Linked DNA regions of Homo sapiens: region 1 is linked to region 2. The links are chromatin loops, found by intact Hi-C in ENCODE. Cell type or tissue: dorsolateral prefrontal cortex. All regions are shown on one strand. Each heading gives the region's core, and the rest is flanking DNA. Links, peaks and the distances in the headings are about the cores only.

Region 1 (10,377 bases), core at 1,210-9,209, 170 kb before region 2:
AGATAAATGGGGGCATCCCACACGTTCTTGGTATATTTCACATTTTTGCTCCATGCTAGTTGGAATGCAGATGGGAAGGTGAGCAAGCTTGGACCATGAAGACAAAGGCAACACCCGAGAGATGGAGCAGCTTCAAGTTGAAGGGAGCCTGAGGCCGTGGCTCGCCTCTGTAGTCCCAGCACTTTGGAAGGCCAAGGTGGGCAGATCTCTTGAGCCCTGGAGTTTGAGACCAGCCTGGGCAAAATGGTGAAACCCCTTCGAGAAAAATTAGCTGGGAATGGTGGTGGGCACCTGTAGTCCCAGCTGCTTGGGAGGCTGAGACAGGCTTGAGCCTGGGAGGTGGAGGCTACAGTGAGCCATGACCCACTGCACTCCAGCTCAGGTGACAGAGCGAGACCCTGTCTTAAAAAAAAATAATTAAAAAAAAAAAAAAGAAGGAGTCTGGGGTCCTGATGTCTTTGCAGAGCAAGACTGCCACGACAGCACAAACTTTATGTGAGAGGGGAATAAGTTTCTATCTCCTTTATGTTATTATTTGGGATCTCTTATATGAGCCTGCTAGTAGACAGGAAGAATAAGATAGGTGGCAAGAAGGAGCAGATTTGCCTCTTTCCTGCGGGGATCCTGATGAACAAATGGGAACAAGCTATTATTAACAAAGTGCCCATCATCCCTGCCTGGCACTCCTGGTTCTCTGGTAACATGGGGCTGGTACATTCACCTGGAGTCCTAAATGGGCCCGCTCCTTCTGACAAAGTCTAAATCTGAAACATACCTCCCACTGGCCACCAAGACTTCAGAGAAAAAAGAGAGACTCCTGATACATATCCGAGGGGAAGTGGAAAGAGAGCCAGATGGCCAAACTGCAAAGTTTTCCAATTTAGCTTCATGATGGGAAAACACCAGAGACAGAAGGCAAGGCGAGGCAAGGGAGGCTCACAGCAGTTTCCAGCCTCAGGCTTACAGAAGCAGGAGTCGGCAGAGGTCCATGTGCTGTGTATAACCTTTCAACACACAGTGACCTGATCCACTGGTAAGTGTGGCCCAGTCTACCCACTAAGATCCGTGTTCCCTCCCCTTGAAGAACAGCAAGGAACTAGAACAGGAGCTAGAAGAAGGACAGGCTTCTCAGGTCCCCATCCTGCTCCCCTCCCACCTGCCAAACACTGCAAATTATGTTGAGAGCAAAAAAGAACAAGGAAGAGATGATCCCACAAGGACTGCTTGGAGCAGTTTTCTCATCCTCACACAGGCTGTGTGGCTATCTGCTCTCTATACAGACATCTTTCCTATCTTTCCAAGGTGGGACTCATTTCTCATCTACAAGTAAGAAGGCAGTAACCCACAGATCAAGACTGCCAACCAGATGGACACACGAAATGCTGCTACACACTCTCCTACACGTCAGTAAATTCCTTGCATCCAATGACTCCATGTGCTTCAGTGACGGACCATGAGTGAGCCTGACCAGGCTGGAGATGCCACCACGCAGGTTACTTCCTCCACTCAGCCCCAACTGACAAAGGACACATTTTTATCCCAGCAAAACTTCTGTTTTTCTTTTTCCAAGAAAACAGAAAAGTCGCCGGGCACGGTGGCTTACGCCTGTAATCCCAGCACTTTGGGAGGCCGAGGCAGGAGAATCGCTTGAGCCCGGGAGTTTGAGACCAGCCTGGGCAACATGGTGAAACCAAGTCTCTACAAAAAAATACAAAAAAATTAGCCAGGTGTCGTGGTGCACGTCTGTAGTCCCAGCCACTCCTGGGAGGTCGAGGCTGCAGTGAGCTGTGATCGTGCCACTGCACTCCAGCCTGGAGAACAGAGTGAGACCCCGTCTCAAAAAATAAAAAAAATTTTTAATAATAAAGTATAAAGAAAAGTTATTTAAAGATAGAAAATTCACTTTATAAACAAAAGATTGCTTTTATCCCTTGAAACTTCCTTCCTCAATAAGATTCTTTTCTACTTTTAGAGGAGTCCATTGTTTATATTACCAAACTATTCTTTTCAATGCCATCGCATCAATTAGAAGACAAATAAGCTCCATCAAAGCATACAGCTTTCAAGGGATCTTTTCTTGGGCAGTGCCCAGAGGGCAGATATTTCTAATCTCTAATCCTTTTTGGATCTGGGGCATGTCATTATTTCAGTGTCAGCTGCTCTGAGCCAGAGTGTGGCCCGATGCTGCAGTCTGGGACCAGGGTCCTCCAGGTAGGCCCAGAACCCAGAGGTGAGAAAGTCTAATGGCTGGTATGGAAAAGACAGGGCCTCCTTCTGAAAAGTTCCGTAACTCGGTGAATCATCTTCAATGACTTAAACTGTTAGGAGTCTCAGGAAGTTCATGTCAAGAGCTCTCAACAGCTGGTGGGTTTTATCACTTAGAGGTGTGTCACTGTAATTAATTGATTCCTTTATAACAGTGGAAAGCCTGAGCCAGGTGGCTCACACCTGTAATCCCAGCACTTTGGGAGACTGAGGCTGGAAGATTGCTTTGAGCCCATGAGTTCAAGACCGGCCTGGGCAAGATAGCGAGACCTTGTCTCCACTAAAAATTTAAAAATTAGCCCAGCATGGTGACAAGCACCTGCAGTCCTAGGAGTCTGAGACAGGAGGATTGCTTGAGCTCAGGAATGTGAGGCTACAGTGAGCTGTGATCACACCACTGCACTCCAGCCTGGGTGACAGAGCAAGATGCAGTTTCAAAAATAAATAAGAAAAGTAGAAAAATATAATAGTGAAAGTACTGGAGTTTATGAATGATTTACCTCATTTGTAAAAAATGTATAAATCAGAGGGGTATATTACTTAGGATTCTTTTGGTTGCAAATGACAGACAACAAATCAAATAGCTTAGGAGAAGAGGAATGTATGGGCACCAGGAGGGATGAGGGTGTAGCTGCAGGCAGCTGGGCCTGGGGACTTCATGACTCTAGGGCTCTGCCTACCGCTGAGTTCCTGCTTTTGTTGTGTTTGTGTCTTCCTGCACTGTGACCTCCTTCTACTGAATTGGATTTCTCCATAAGACTGGACCATGGCCATCAGAAAATCATGGGTTCATATATTAGCTTGTTTTCCTGATAGCTAGTTGTGGCAAAGAAAGCAAACCTCCAAGAATGTGATTGATCTGTCAGGGACGTGTGCCCTCCTCCAGACCCATTGTTGAGGCCTAGAAAATGGGATAGGGTGATCAGTGTGGCCTGGCTCTTCTGCCCACCCCTGAAGCAATCACTGTGACCAGGGAGGTAGAAGCTGGCAGCTCCTATTTGAACAGAAAGGGAAGGAGGAGCAGTTTCCCACGAGATCGGGGGTGTTGTTTCCTGATGAAAGCAACCATTCTTTCCATTTATCTATAAAGATTTCAAATGATAGCATATCTTCAAAAATCTGAGATAATAGAAATAATGGAAATGTAGCGCTTGAAATAATTTAGGGAAAAAGGGACTAACGTTTTCTGAATGCTTATTGTGAGACAAGTTATTTGCATATGCTGTCCGTGTAATCCTTAAAAACAAACAAACTATGTGAGGTAGATATTATTATCCCCATTTTACCAACAAGGCAACTGAGACGTGGAGAAGTGAAGTGGTTTGCTCAAGGGCACACAGTTCAGCGGCTGAGCCAGGTTTTGAACCCAGTTCTGTTTGGTTTTAATGCCAGATACTTAACCATTGTAGCACGTTGGCTTCCTCATTGATCTGCCTAGTAAACAGGTATATGATATGTGTAAAATACTTTACATTATTTTTATTTTAATTAATAATACTGAGTCATTGTGGTATTTTTATGACATGGCTGCAAATTTTCTAACACTCCTCCCATGAAGCAGTCAGATCTATGTCCTCTCCCTGTTAATCTGGGCAGGCTTGTGACTGCTTTGAGAAAGACGGCATGGTAGGAATGATGCCATGTGACTTCTGAGGCTGGGTCATGAAAGCCCAGGCAGTTTTGGTCTTGTTCGCTGGGACACTCACTCTTAGCACTCTGACCCACCACAAAGAAAGAGTTCTCCCTGCTCTGTGGCTGCCACGCTGTGAGGAACCCAAGTCATCTGGAGGAGTAACATGTAGGCACCAGGTCAACTGTCCCAGCTGAGCCCAGCCTGCAAGTCATCATAGCCCAAGTGCCAGACACGAGCGAAAAAGCCTCTGGGTGGTTCCAGCCCACAGCCATTCGAATCTTCCCCACTGAGGCCTCAGACATCATGGAACTGAGACAAGCCATCCCCTTTGGTGCCCATCTAAATTCCTGAGACAGTGAATCCGAGAGCATAATGGATGGTAGTGGTTTTATGCAACGGGTTTGGGATGTTTATTCCATAGCAACAGATAACTGGAAGAGCCTCAGAACAGCAATCAAAGATGTCTGACCGTGAAGCATCTGGAATACAAGAAGATGAAACTGAGGAACGCTTTGCATCAGTAAAGTAGCAAAGTCATGATTTTTCCCAATACAGAAGCTCTTGGAACACTCGCGCTGCAGTCTCCCTTCTTCCACCAGGTGGGGTGGATGCATTGGTGGCTGCCTCCACAGCAGTTCCTCACGGAGCAGTGGAAGACTGGGTTTCTTTGGTTCAGCGGGACTGTGGCTGACCCCACCCCAGCTGGGATCCCTGGCTGCGAGGCTGCAGAGCACAGAGCCCCAGGAGGGCTTCGTTTTGGCTGCTGCTGGGAGCCTCTCCCTTTTGTGGGGGAGGTCGGTGCCTCTGAAGGAGGATAGAATCTGAAAACATATTCTCCTGGCAGGCTCTACCATCCCACTGCACTCCTATCAGGGTTGTGGACAGGAGGAGTCACTCTCTGTGTAATGCAGCCCCCTAGGTGCGGCTCAATTTTCCCTCCCATTGGACCTGAGGTAGGGGCATTGACCCCAGCCTTCCTGATCAAGGGATAGGATCCACAGCGAACCCCCAACTTCCTCCTTCCCTCTCCACATTTCCTTTTTCCCTTCCATTCAAATCAAAGTACAACAGATACTTGATTTTTAAAGTCAAATGGTACCATAGTTATATCAGCAACAATAACAGGAAAACATTTCGGTAATTCCCTCCCCATCCCTGACTTCTCCCCTTCAAACTCTTTCAGTCATTTCTGTTACTTACATCCATATTTCTAAGTAATGCATCCATACTGCTATTTTCTCAAATTAGTGATTTTAGATAGTGCCTTTTTACTCCCCATTACAGAAGATGAAGCATTAACTCTTTCATACCACCCCATATTCCATTTGTCCTCCCTTTCTCCTCCCAACATGGTAATATACAACTTTCAGAAAAAGCTGTATTCCATTAATGTGTTTCTGTCTGATTATGGCTATAAGACTTGTGCATTGGTGAGCCATGGAGCATATTATCATTACATTTCCTATCTTGCGCATTTTTCTCTCTCCCTTCCTTCCTTCCTTCCTTCTTTCTCTTCCTTCCTTCCTTTCTTTCTTTCTTTCTTTCTTTCCTTCTTTCTTTCTTTCTTTCTTTGTTTCTCTTTCCTTTTTCTTTCGACAGGGTCTCACTTTGTCACCCAGGCTGGAGTGCAGTGGCACAATCATGGCTCACTGCAGCCTCAACCTCCCAGGCTCAAGAGATCCTCCCACCTCAGCCTCCTGAGTAGCTGGGACTACAGGCGCACACCACCACACCTGACTAATTTTTACTTTTTTTTTTTTTTTTTTAATAGAGATAAGGTCTTCCTGTGTTGCTAAGGCTGATTTCAAACTTCTGAGCTCAAGCAATTTTCCTGCCATGGCCTCCCAAAGTGCTGGGATTACAGACGTGAGCTACTGCACCTGGCCTCTTGCACATCTTGTTCCTTCTGAACATATCACCATAATTCTTCTAATTTAAGACAGTAAGATGTGCCATTTTTTATGTACCACTAAGAAAGAACACTCCCAACTAAACTGTGACACTCCATTGTTTGTAGGATGCATCTCCATATCAGAAATGTTAAAATGTGAAAAATTTATGCATTTTCAAATCCATATACCTTGTTTTTTTGTTTTTGTTGCTTAGATTTCTTTTTAACTGTCATTATTTCTTCCCAAATTTGTTAAGAAAATTATTTTTAATTTTTAAACAACTTTATTGACATATAATGATATACTATAAAATTACCCTATAGTGTAAAATTCAATGGTTTTTAGTATATTTAGTTGTACAGCCCATCACCAGAATCTATTTAAGAATATTGTCATCACCCGAGAAGTCATTCCCCAACTCCATTCTTTTGCACGTAGTTTTTTGTTTGTTTGTTTTGTTTTGTTTTGTTTTTTGAGACAGAGTCTCACTCTGTTGCCCAGACTGGAGTGCAGTGGCGCAGTCTCCACTCACTGCAACCTCTGCCTCCTGGGTTCAAGCGATTCTTGTGCCTCAGCCTCCTGAGTGGCTGGGAGTACAGGCGAACGCCACCACGCCCAGCTAATTTTTGTATTTTTAGTAAAGACAGCATTTTGCCACATTGGCCAGGCTGGTCTCAAACTCCTGGCCTCAAGTGATCCACCCATCTATGCCTCCCAAATTTCTGGGATTACAGGCATGAGCCACCATGCCTGGCCGACAACACTATTCTCTCTGATTGAATTGTTTTGGCACCGTTGTCAAAAATCAATTGACCATAATATGAGGGTTTATTTTTGAGCTCTTAATTCTATTCCATTTATCTGTAGTCTATCCTCATGCCACTACCACACTATTTTGATTACTGTAGCTTTGTAGGAAGGTTTGGAATCAGGAAGTATGAGTCTTCCATCTTTGTTATTCTTTTTAAAGATTGTTTAAGCTATTCTAGTTCCCTTGCATTTCCATATGAATTTTAAAATCACCTCATCAATTTCTGCAAAAAACCCAGCTGAGATTTTGATAGAGATTGCATTGAATATGTAGATCAATTTGAGGGGTACATCCAGTTTAAAATATTAAGTCCTCTGATCCATGAACATGGGATGCCTCTCCGTTTGCTTAGATCTTCTTTAATTTCTTTCAACAATGTTTTGTAGTTTTCATTGTACAAGTCTTGCACTTCATTTATTAAATTTATTCCTAAGTACTTAGAATTTCTGAAGAAAACAGAATTGTTTTCTTCATTTTGTCATTGGATTGCCCATTGTAGAAATATACTTGATTTTTGTATATTGGTCTTATATCCAGAGAAAATTGTTTATATATATAAATCCGCAAGCTCTGAGAGCTATTTTCTATAAGGTCCTATATCTGATTCCCTCTTTTCCCGAGATGTTCCTTCTGGAACCCTGTGTTATCTTATTCCACCTGGTTCTCTTCAGGCCTGCTGCTGCTCAGCTGTCACCCTGGGACTTGCTTACACCTCTCTTGGGTGGATGTCCTATTTTTGGAACCCTTGTCTTTCTCTTTCTTGGGTTATTCCCTCATTTTGGTAGAACACCTGAGAAAGTATACACAAGAGATCAAATTTTGTGAAAAATTGCATATCTGAAAATGTCTTTATTCTACCATCACACTTGGTTAATAGCTTAGTAGGGAATATAATCTAGGTTTGGAAATCACTTCCTCTTACAGTTTTTTGTTTGTTTGTTTGTTTGTTTGAGGCAGGGTCTCATTCTATTACCCAGCCTGGAGTACAGTGGTGCAACCGTAGCTTACTGAAGCTTTGGTCTCTCAGACTCAAGCCATCCTCCCACCTCAGCCTCCCAAATAGCTGGGACTACAGGAAGGCACCACCAAACCTGGTTAATTTTAAAATTTCTTTTATAGAGATGAGATATCATTATGTTGCCCAGGATGGTCTCAAAATTTTTTTTATTTTATTTTTATTTTTTGAGATGGGGTCTTGCTGGGCATGGTGGCTCATGCCTGTAATCCCAGCACTTTGAGAGGCTAAGGTGGGTGGATCACTTGAGGCCAAGAGTTCAAGACCAGCTTGGCCAACATGGTGAAACCTCATCTCTACTAAAAATACAAAAATTAGCAGGGTTGAGTGGTGCACACCTGTAGTCCTAGCTACTCGGGAGGCTGAGGCAGGAGAATCGTTTGAACCCAGGAGGTGGGGGTTGCAGTGAGCCGAGATTGCGCCATTGCACTCCAGCCTGGGTGACAGAGTGAGGCTTCATCTCAAAAAAAAAAAAAAAAAAAAAAGAGATGAGGTCTCACTCTGTCACCCAGGCTGGAGTGCAGTGGCATGATCACAGCTCATTGCAGCCTCGACCATCCCAGGCCTAGGTGATCCTCCCACCTCTGCCTCCCAAGTAGCTGGGATTACAGGCCTTTGCCACCATGCCCAGCTAATTTTTGTATTTTTTATAGAGATGGGGTTTTGCCATGTTGGCCAGGCTGGTCTCAAACTCCTGGCCTCAAGTGATCTGCCCACCTCGGTCTTCCAAAGTGCTGGGATTACAGGCATGAGCCACCATGACCAGTCAGGGAAGTTTTATATCCTTTCTTTGTTAATTTTCTCTCTTTCATTTTCTCTATTTTCTCTTTCTGAAACTCCTTTTTTTTTTGTAATGTTAGACCCTCCGAATTTATCTTCGAATTTTTTTACCTCTCTTCTCTTATTGTTCTTTCTTTATAATTTTGTTTGCTTTCTGAAAATTGTCCTTAAGCTTGTCTTCCAACTTTTCTATCAACTTGTTTCCTGCTATCATAATTTTAACTTTCCAAAGCTCTTTCCTCATGGTTGGGTTTTCTTTGTTTCTAATATGCCCTTCCTGTTTCATGTGAGTAATATCATTTCCTGTGTCTCTGAGAATATTAATAGTTTCAAGGCATTTTTCTTTGTCCATGTGCATTGTCTCTGGACCCTCCATTCCTTTTTGTTTTGTTTGTTTTGATCTCTGTCTTCCATATTAGATTCTGTCCTCAAATCTATGGTGATCCTTTGTTTTACGTTCATACGTAACAATGAGTCCCTGAAGAGTTGCTTAAACACTGAGGAGTTGGGGAGGGATAAGGCTTATCAACTAGTGTATCTTACTGTGAGATAACTGGGCTGAGACCATCTATTTCAATGGGGGGAACTCTTGGATTTCAGTACCTATAAATCTATTTTCTGGGGTCATGATATTTCTCCAGAGAAGAATCTTCCAGTCTCCTGCCTGGAGAGGGCACACATAGGGTAGAGAAAATTCCAGGAATACAGTGGCACAAAGAGGGAGGAGGTGGTGCTGAACATTCAGTTTATAAACTCTCCCGTAATCTTTCTTTAAAATACAGAACATTTTCCACTCCCCTGTGCCTGCCTGCTTTTTTTTTTTTTTTTTTTTTTTTTTTTTTTTTTTTTTTTTTTTTGAGACAAGGTCTTGCTCTGTCGCCCAGGCTGGAGTACAGTGGCGCAATCTCAGCTCACTGCAACCTCCGCCCCTGCTGAATTCAAGAGATTCTCCTGCCTCAGCCTCCCAAGTAACTTGGATTATGGGCATGTGCCACCATGCCCGGCTAATTTTTGCATTTTTAGTAGAAACAGGGTTGCACTATGTTGCCCAGGCTGGCCTCGAACCCCTGTACTCAAGCGATCCACCTGACTCGGCCGGCCAAAGTGCTGGGATTACAGGCATGATCCACTGTGCCTGGCCTGTGCCTGCTTTTCTGATTCAATATCTCCATAGGATAAAACTCCAGTTTCCTGTCAGAGAAGAAAGAGCCACCTGGATGTGGGTGATGGGCAGGTGGGCCTGGGGCTCTAGGCTTTCAACTCCGCTTCCTGTTTTCAGCCCCACCTTCGCCCTCGCTTTTGCAGTAATAGGTGCCTCCAGTTCCTGAGCTTCACAGTTCAGCTTTATCAGCTCTGCTTCCAAAACTGTGTTAACATTCCTTATCTCTCCTGTTGCTGCTCTCACTCTCTTAGTCCTTATTGCTTTATAAATCTTTTCTTTCTTTCCCCTTTTTTTAGTGGAGTTTTGAGCGACAACAGTGCTAACTACAGGTGCTCTCAATTCAGCATGTTTAACTGGCTGATCCTGAATTGGCTTTGCAGGGACAGAATAGCAGGGTGAGGGAAAGCCTGGGCTTTAGAGCCAGACACATACATGGTTGAGTTCCGGCTCCACTTCTTCACATCCCTGTGTGTCCTCGGGCAAGATAATTTCAGGTTTCTCATCTGTAAAATGAGAATATCACCTCCGAACTCGTAGGGGTGTTGTAAGCATTAACTCTGATAATGCAGGCATTTTTGCCTAGCCTTATCTGAATGCAAGGCCGTGCTCTGAACCATCCAAGCAGCCTGCCTCTTTTGAGAACAGCGTGACTCAGAAAGGGGCTTCTCTTTTCAGCCTGGATTTCAGGATAAAGAAATGCATGGAATAGAGCCGCAGCAACCTCAGGTGACTCATTCTGTGAGTGAGAGAGAATTTTTTTTTTTTTTTTTAGAGACAGGGTATCACTCTGTTGCCCAAGCTGGGGTACAGTGATATAAT
Region 2 (8,000 bases), core at 1-8,000:
AGAGAGAGGCCAGCACAGCCCAAGCAATCTCCACTTTGCTGCCCTGCACTCTCTGAAATTTGGCTTGGAACCTATTCAGGCCTTAAACACTTGGCCTGTTTGTTTGCTTTGTTCTAATATTGTGGGGTTTTTTCTGTCTATAGGCCTTTGATTTATCTTGGTCTCAAAATGTTTGCTCGCTTTGGAATCTGTGAATTCTTACACTGCTCCGAGTCAACGCTAAGATCATGGTTACAAATTATCGAAGCCAATTATCATTCCTCCAATCCCTACCACAATTCTACACATTCTGCTGATGTGCTTCATGCCACTGCCTATTTTCTCTCCAAGGAGAGGATAAAGGTGAGCTGTTGTTTACCTGCCACATTTAATGGGCAGGAGCAGTGGGGAGAGTCTAGTGCTTCTGCCTCCACTAAGATACATAGCATGACTGCTCACGTGTGCAGCCTGGCACAGGAAGGGCAAGGTCATACGAGGAATCAGGCAGGAGGCCACATTAGCTTTGGGAAATTGATGTGTTAATTCATGACATAATCCCAGCTATTCCATGAGGGTACAAGAGGCAGAATTTGGTCCCGGAGGAGAAACCTAACAAGGACAGGATAGGGCTATTCTTCTGGGGGTCTCACTCCAAGCCTGTACACTAGTAGAGCCAAGTAACTGTTGGATATCCCCACTTTAGGGCCTCCATCTGTACATGAAAGTCTGCAGGGCTCTAAGGTCAGGTTCATCATCTCTGTTCCCAGCACTGCTCCCACCCAGGGTTATCTACCTAATCCAGGGTTCCATTATCCAACCGGATACCCAGATTAGAAACCGAGAGTCATCCTTGGTTCTTTCCACTCCTCAACCCCCCACATCTGGTTGATCATCTGACCTTGCCTCCTGTCACACCTAAATGTTCTCAGATTCATCTCCTGCTGCTGTCCCAGTGAGGCCCCCCGCAATCCTTTCGCATCTGGGCAGTTCCAAACTAGAATTCTTGCCTGCCCTGCCTCCCATGGAATGCCCTTACCCTACTGCCAATGTGATCTTTCTGAAACAGCATACCTGATATTGTCATTCCCAGGAGCAGCTTCCCACCTCCCTCAGGATTTAAACTTTAAACTCTACAGCTCTCCACACTCACCTCAACAATGAGCTCCTCTCATCATTTCTTCTCCTTTGTCCCAGTCACAGGCCACTTTTGGGCCATGCCAAACCACTTTAGTTTCTGAAGCTTCTGCCCTTGACCTGTTGCTCCCTTGACTGGGGCCTAAGATGACTGCAGTCATGCAGGGCCAGGGCAAGTGGCTCCTGGCTGCATTTCCTCCTCTGTATCACGGGACTAGCATTTGGCAGAGAGCAAAGCAGAAGATGACATCTGGCACACACAGGGAGTGAACAAGTGTTCATTCCTCACCTTGAAGGGTAAACCTTCTCAGAACTTTCCGTGCTCCCTCTGGTTCTTATTTCTGTTTTTGTTTTTTGTTTTTTTCCAGAAAAAATCAAATCAGACTGTAGGTAAAATAGGGTGTCCAGAGAAGGGGACTGTTTTCTAAATTATGAAAACAAGTAACAACAGAGGGACATCTGTGTCAATATGGCTCAGCATATAAAGAACCCAATTTTTGCTGTATTGCTTTTAAACTACTCTATAGACAACATACAAATATATATTTAGAGAGCTAACTGAAAACAGTTTATTAGAGCATTTATTGAAATGTCATGGTGGCTCACACCTGTAATCCCAGTACTTTGGGATACCAAGGCAGATGGATCAGGAATTCGAGACCAGCCTAGCCAACATGGTGAAACACCATCTCTACTAAAAATAGAAAAATTAGCTGGGCATGGTGGTGCAGGCCTATAATCCAGCTACTTGAGAGGCTGAGGCAGGAGAATCACTTGAACCCAGGAGGTGGAGGTTGCAGTGAGCCAAGATCATGCTATTGCATTGCAGCCTGGGTGACAGAGCAAGACTCTCGTCTCAAAAAAAAAAAAACATTTATTGAAATGTAATTCACATACCATACTATTTGCGCACTTAAAATTTAAATTATTGAATTTTAATTTAAATCAATTTAAATAAATTTGCAAGGCTGATTTATTAGCTATACATCTCAAGAGTCTGTAGGGTATTTCCAAAAATGATCTTATACTGGGACATAATGTGTTGAACTTCTAAACTTCATAGGCTATATTTTCTAACCACAACACAACAAAATAGAATAACTAATGGTTAAATTTAAAATATCAGCTACAACAAATGAGAAAATATTCTGAATAATTTGGGAATCAACAAAGAAATAAAACCAAAAATGACATTAGTTAGAAAATAACAAAAATGAGAAGCTTATCTGTCAAAACCTATAGAATGAAGCCAATTATATAGTTAAAGGTTTATGTTTTAAATGCCTTAATTACTTTTAAAAGGGAAGAAAAAAAACATGGGAAAAGCAAAATGATAATCCAGTGTGGCTCTTGGAAATAACCAAGAAAATAGGTGAAGTTCTAGCCAAACTAGTTAAGATATAAAGACACAAAAATATACAAATTTACAGCAGAAAATAGAAGTACTGCACACATATGTACTAAATCAAAAGCTTTAAAATAGTTTTAATGGAATGTTTTAAATTAAATTGATGTAAGAAGTAAAAAAACAAAAAAAAAAAACAAAAGAGGCCAATAACATGGAAGTAATTTTAGTAATTTTTAAATTATTATTTAATTTCTTCAAAAGTTGGCTCCTGACCCAGATGGACAGGTGAATTCTTTAGCCCTTTAAGGAATTTTTCCATGTTACATAAAACTTTTCAGAGTCTTGAAAAAGATGGAAAACTTCCAGATCATTTTGTCAAACTCACAAAACTCTGACATCAACCTGACAAAGATAGCACTAAAAGGGGGAAGAAAACTAAATCAATTCCCAGTTAATGTAAGTGGTGCCTATTTTAAATTTTATTTAAAATTGTTTCTCTCCTTTATTAATATTAGTTTATGCTGGTCTAAGTCAATATCTCAGACTAAGGACTTTTTTGGTGATGGGTCTAGAGAAAGACTGGCTGAGGAGGTGACTCCTATCTGTTGAGAACACCTGTATTTTGGTAAGTCCTTAACTTGTGTGAGACTAACAAATATGCAGAAATATAACTGTTTCAGGGTGGAGATAGGAAAACTAGATTTGCTCACGTAGTATGCTTTTCTTAGAAATCTGAAATATTCTTACCTGAAAGTAATAGGGGAGAAAGAAAACTATACAGAAGGCTTCCTTGCCTTCAGTGTCATACCCCAGTTTTTAAAAGCTCTCTTGTTTTCAGGAAACTTTAGATCCAATTGATGAGGTCGCTGCACTCATCGCAGCCACCATTCATGATGTGGATCACCCTGGGAGAACCAACTCCTTCCTGTGTAATGCTGGAAGTGAGCTGGCCATTTTGTACAATGACACTGCTGTGCTGGAGAGCCACCATGCGGCCTTGGCCTTCCAGCTGACCACTGGAGATGATAAATGCAATATATTTAAAAACATGGAGAGGTAAGAACAATGATTGGGAAGTGTGTTGATCCCTCTCTTTCTTTTTTAAACAGCTATATTGAGATATAATTCACATCTTATACAGTTCACCCATTTAAAGTGCACAAAGTATACAGTGGGCCGGACATAGTGGCTCATGCCTATAATCCCAGCACTTTGGGAGGCTGAGACAGGAGAAATCACTTGAGCCCAGGAGTTTGAGACCAGCCTGGGCAACGTAGGGAGACCCTGTCTCTACAAAAGGAAAAAAAAAATTAGCCAGGCTCGGTGGTTGTGTCTGTAGTCCCAGCTACTCGGGAGGCTAAGGTGGGAGGATTGCTTGAGCCCAGGAGGCTGAGGCTGCGGCTGCAGTGAACCGTGATCACACCACTGCACTCCAGCTTGAGCAACAGAGCCTTCCCTGATCTCTCATGCTAAGTTAAACCCTCTAATTATTCAATCCCAGATTTCTTCATAGCACGTATCACATTTCTTATTTAATAATTACTTTTTAATTATTTGCGTAATGTCTGATTAGATTCTTAAGCTCTGTAAGGTCACAAGGGTCATATGTCACTGTGCCCTCGGTGCCCTCAGTGCCACAGTGCTTGGTACATACTAGAGCGAGACCCTGTCTCAAAATAATAATAACATGTACAGTGGTTTTTAGTATATTCATAGTGGTTTTAGTATATTCATAGAGTTGTGCAACTCATAGTATATTCAATTTTAGAATATTACCCCTTCGATAGAACCTCAAATTTATGAGCAGTTCCTTTCCATTCCCCCTCAACTCCCCTAGTCCTAGACAACTACTGTGATCTACTTTCTGTCTCTATAGATTTGCCATTTCTGGACATTTTATGTAAATGGAATCATACACAATATGTGATCTTTTGTAACTAGCTTTTTTCACTTAGCACAATGTTTTTAAGATTCAGCCGCTTTGTGTCTGGATGTTTCAAGGTGAAGTATAATGCTGATATCTTGAGCTCTTAGAGACTCAAAGAAGCAGTCATCTATCTCTCTCCCTGAAGCACTCCACTCTGCCCTCCTGTGCTCAGCATACATCTCCTTGGCATTGTCTCTGTTTACATGTCACTTCCTTGGGGAAGCCTTCCCTGATCTCTCATGCTAAGTTTAACCCTCTAATTATTCAATCCCAGATTTCTTCGTAGCACGTATCACATTTCTTATTTAATAATTATTTTTAATGATTTGTGTAATGTCTGATTAGATTCTTAAGCTCTGTAAGGTCACAAGGGTCATATGTCACTGTGTCCTCAGTGCCACAGTGCTTGGTACATACTAGGAACTTAGTGAATATCAGTTGAAGAAAGAAAAAACATTGTGTCATGAAGAATACTTATTAATATGGATTTTTAAAGAAGAGGATTTTTGATTTTGTAAAACTCCTTTCTGCCATGTTCTAGGATTTCAGAGGTGGAGTTAAAGTAGTTTCTATTCATATTTGCTTATAGTTACATCAGTTATCAATGGAAAACTACATGAGACCCTATTAACTTTCCAGAGAAAGTTTTCTACTCAACTGCAGAAAAGGGATTGAATAGAGACTTTGTTTCATATTCATACCCCTTCAAATTTTGAATTACATGGATTACCCCTTCAAGAAATGAATTTTTTAAAGTACTAAAATAAAAGCAAGGGTTAGAGGTGGAGGTATCAAGTACTCCCTATGATTTCGCAGCTTTCAGAAGATCGGTCCTCACATTCTATGGGCACTAAAATGGTTGGGCCTCAAGACACCTCCATGTGGGGTATATTCTTTCTAACCACAGATTTCTATCTTCATTGACAAGATAAACACTGCAACTATAAGTTTTGCCTATAGCTTTTGGTTTTAACTTCTTTTGAGGTTCTCCTTGCTAACGATCTAGGCACTAACCCCTAACTTCCATGTCTTTTTAAAATGTGCCTTGTGGCTTTCAGTGGCATTAGATTTATAGCTGCAGAGGACACATACCTGGATAACAGATTGTTTTCAGGAGTACCTGTCTGGTCTGGATCAGTAATTTGTAGCAGCCTCTAATTTGTCATCGAAAACAGGAATGATTATCGGACACTGCGCCAGGGGATTATCGACATGGTCTTAGCCACAGAAATGACAAAGCACTTTGAGCATGTCAACAAATTTGTCAACAGCATCAACAAACCCTTGGCAACACTAGAAGAAAATGGGGTAAGGGAAACTTATTGCAAAGAGAACCTGTGTTTGGGGTCCTTGTACTGTTGTGTTATGGAGACACATGGGCTATGATATCAGCCACAGAAGGGTTCCCTCAGTGAGTCTATTAGACTCTTACAGGGACAGAACTAATGGGATACACACACACACACACACACACACACACACACACACACACACACACACAAAGGGGAGTTTATTAAGTAATAACTTACACGATCACAAGGTCCCACAATAGGCTGTCTGCAAGCTGAGGAGCAAGGAGAGCCAGTCTGAGTCCCAAAACTGGAGAACTTGGAGTCTGATGTTCAAGGGCAGAGAGCATCCAGCATGGGAGAAATGTAGGCTGGGAGGCTAGGTCCATCTCTCCTTTTCATGTTTTTCTGCCTGCTTTATATTTGATGGCAATTGATTTGATTGTGCCCACCAGATTAAGGGTGGATCTGCCTTCCCCAGCCCACTGACTCAAATGTTAATCTCTTTTGGCAACACTCTCACAGAAACACCCAGGATCAATACTTTGTATTCTTCAATCCAATCAAGTTGACACTCAGTATTAACCATCACAGTGGGCTCACTGAATTTAGTTTTTATTGGTTAAAAAATTATTTAAAGTGCAAAAACTTGGCAGGAAAAAAATTAGCACATCCAACTAGATGGGAAAACTCGAAAGGAAGGTCAGATTTTAGATAAGCTAACTTTAGACAGACTATTCCTGCACCCTTCCTCACTAATATCCCCCTCCCTTCTTCTCCATTCTGTGATCAGTTGGAGCCCTTGATATATCTTTCTAGCCACTCCCACTGGGCACATATCATGGTAGCAGCAGCTATCCTCTCTTGGTCCTCACTTAGAGGAGCATGTGGATTGAGAAAGACACTGTATTTGTGTCACAAGGGTGACATTATTGTTGCCCCTGTTTCTACATTTGAGGCATGGAGTCCACAACAACTGCTGGGCAAGGATAACATTAACCCTCTCACCAGGCAGGAGTCTCCAGCTGAGGAAGCATACAGGCCCAAGTTCCCATCATTTGCTTATCTGTAGAATGGGGATAAGAAGTCTCAAGGCATAGGACTGATGAGCATGGTACATGGTAGGCACTTAAGAACTGGTGCCTATTATACTAGATTCATTGTGTCATCAGCAACTTAAAGAATATGTTCTTTCATGAACCTCTTCCTTTGAGGCCCACATTTACTGAACATGTTGGCAGCAGCTCACAGTCTTCTCTCCCACCCTCCTCCCCAGCTCCTATCACCATCCTGAGATATTTGCCACACACAGGGATGACTTATCCTCGCAGGCTAGGATCATAATTCCTTGACTTCTAACTCCATTTTACTTCTGCAATTCATTTGTTTGGCCATGGCCTTTGTCTGCCCCCTGGTTTTCTAGCATATTACCCCATGACACTTACTTTGGTTTAACCTGATGTTGAGAACTGTTTCTTCACCCTTTCCTGTTCTCTCAATTTGTCAGCCTGCCCCTGACTTCACTCTCTTTCCAAAGACTTTTAACAGAGGTGCCTGTACCAGCCTGTTTTATTGGCTCCTGCCCTGCCATTCTGGATAGGGCTCATTGTCACCTGGCCACCACTCCTGGCTGACCTCATGCCACAGAAGGAAACCATACACCCAGCAGACTTGGTTTCCTCTGTCTAGTCTGGACAGCCCCTAGAGCTGAGTTCTCTGCTCCACTTAACATTATGGTTCTCATCTCTGTTGTCGGTACATGGGGTTACTTCTGAGAGACTGAAAATCAATATCCAGTGGGTCAGAGCAGGAGAAAGGAAGATGAAAGAGAATAGTTTCCAGGCTGGCAGTATGAAACTATAGTCACACTGCAGGTATTAACGGATCTGAAGAAAGAAGGGTCAGCACAGAGCTGGTCACAGTGGAAACCTGGAGTGAGGAGAGCTACTGAAGTGTCACCGGTGTAGTATTCATTTTGGCACTCTCCAGGAAGTGTGGGAAGCCTAGAGTCAGGATGCCACCCGTCCATCTTGATGGCAGTCTGTTCCCTCTGAGCTGGGACCATCAGGGCTTCTTAGGCTACTGCTATTGCATATTGAAATATATGACTAACTCCTTTGGAATGTTGCTTGATGGGCACAGAATCAGACTGAGGAGACCTGCTTGCCTTTAGTCTTTTTCATTGCTCTCTGCCCCAATACCCTCTAACCTGAATTCTCTTCAGAGAGCCTACAAATAGTGGTTCTATTACATCATAAATTGATCCATATCCAGTGGGGATCCTTGGATGCAGACAGCATGTGGTACTGTGAGTGGAAGGCAT

The links. Hi-C counts contacts between places; a loop is a spot of excess contacts. Peaks named below come from ENCODE experiments on the same cell type or tissue, not always from the same donor. Only the 100,000 strongest peaks of a DNase experiment are listed, where the experiment ranks them.
Region 1: a loop joins it to region 2, with 12 times the contacts of the local background. A loop is called at or near these places in 4 of 110 quality-filtered maps.

What each region holds. Positions count from the first base shown.
Region 1 is chr15:84,951,021-84,961,397 of GRCh38, forward strand. It overlaps a transcript of SLC28A1 not described here. Among named protein-coding and RNA genes, the nearest start is that of PDE8A, 26 kb to the right of the region's middle. In dorsolateral prefrontal cortex, for the core only: CTCF peaks have their summits at 4,493 and 4,693; a DNase peak (open chromatin) is centred at 4,511; H3K4me3 peaks cover 815 bases; H3K27ac peaks cover 1,016 bases.
Region 2 is chr15:85,117,498-85,125,497 of GRCh38, forward strand. It overlaps PDE8A (phosphodiesterase 8A), which reads left to right. Exons shown (of 22, transcript NM_002605.3): 17 at 144-342; 18 at 3,300-3,517; 19 at 5,564-5,696. Among named protein-coding and RNA genes, the nearest start is that of PDE8A, 140 kb to the left of the region's middle. RefSeq lists enhancers at 693-862, 7,533-8,000 and a cis regulatory region at 778. In dorsolateral prefrontal cortex, for the core only: a CTCF peak has its summit at 3,448; a DNase peak (open chromatin) is centred at 3,424; H3K27ac peaks cover 4,902 bases.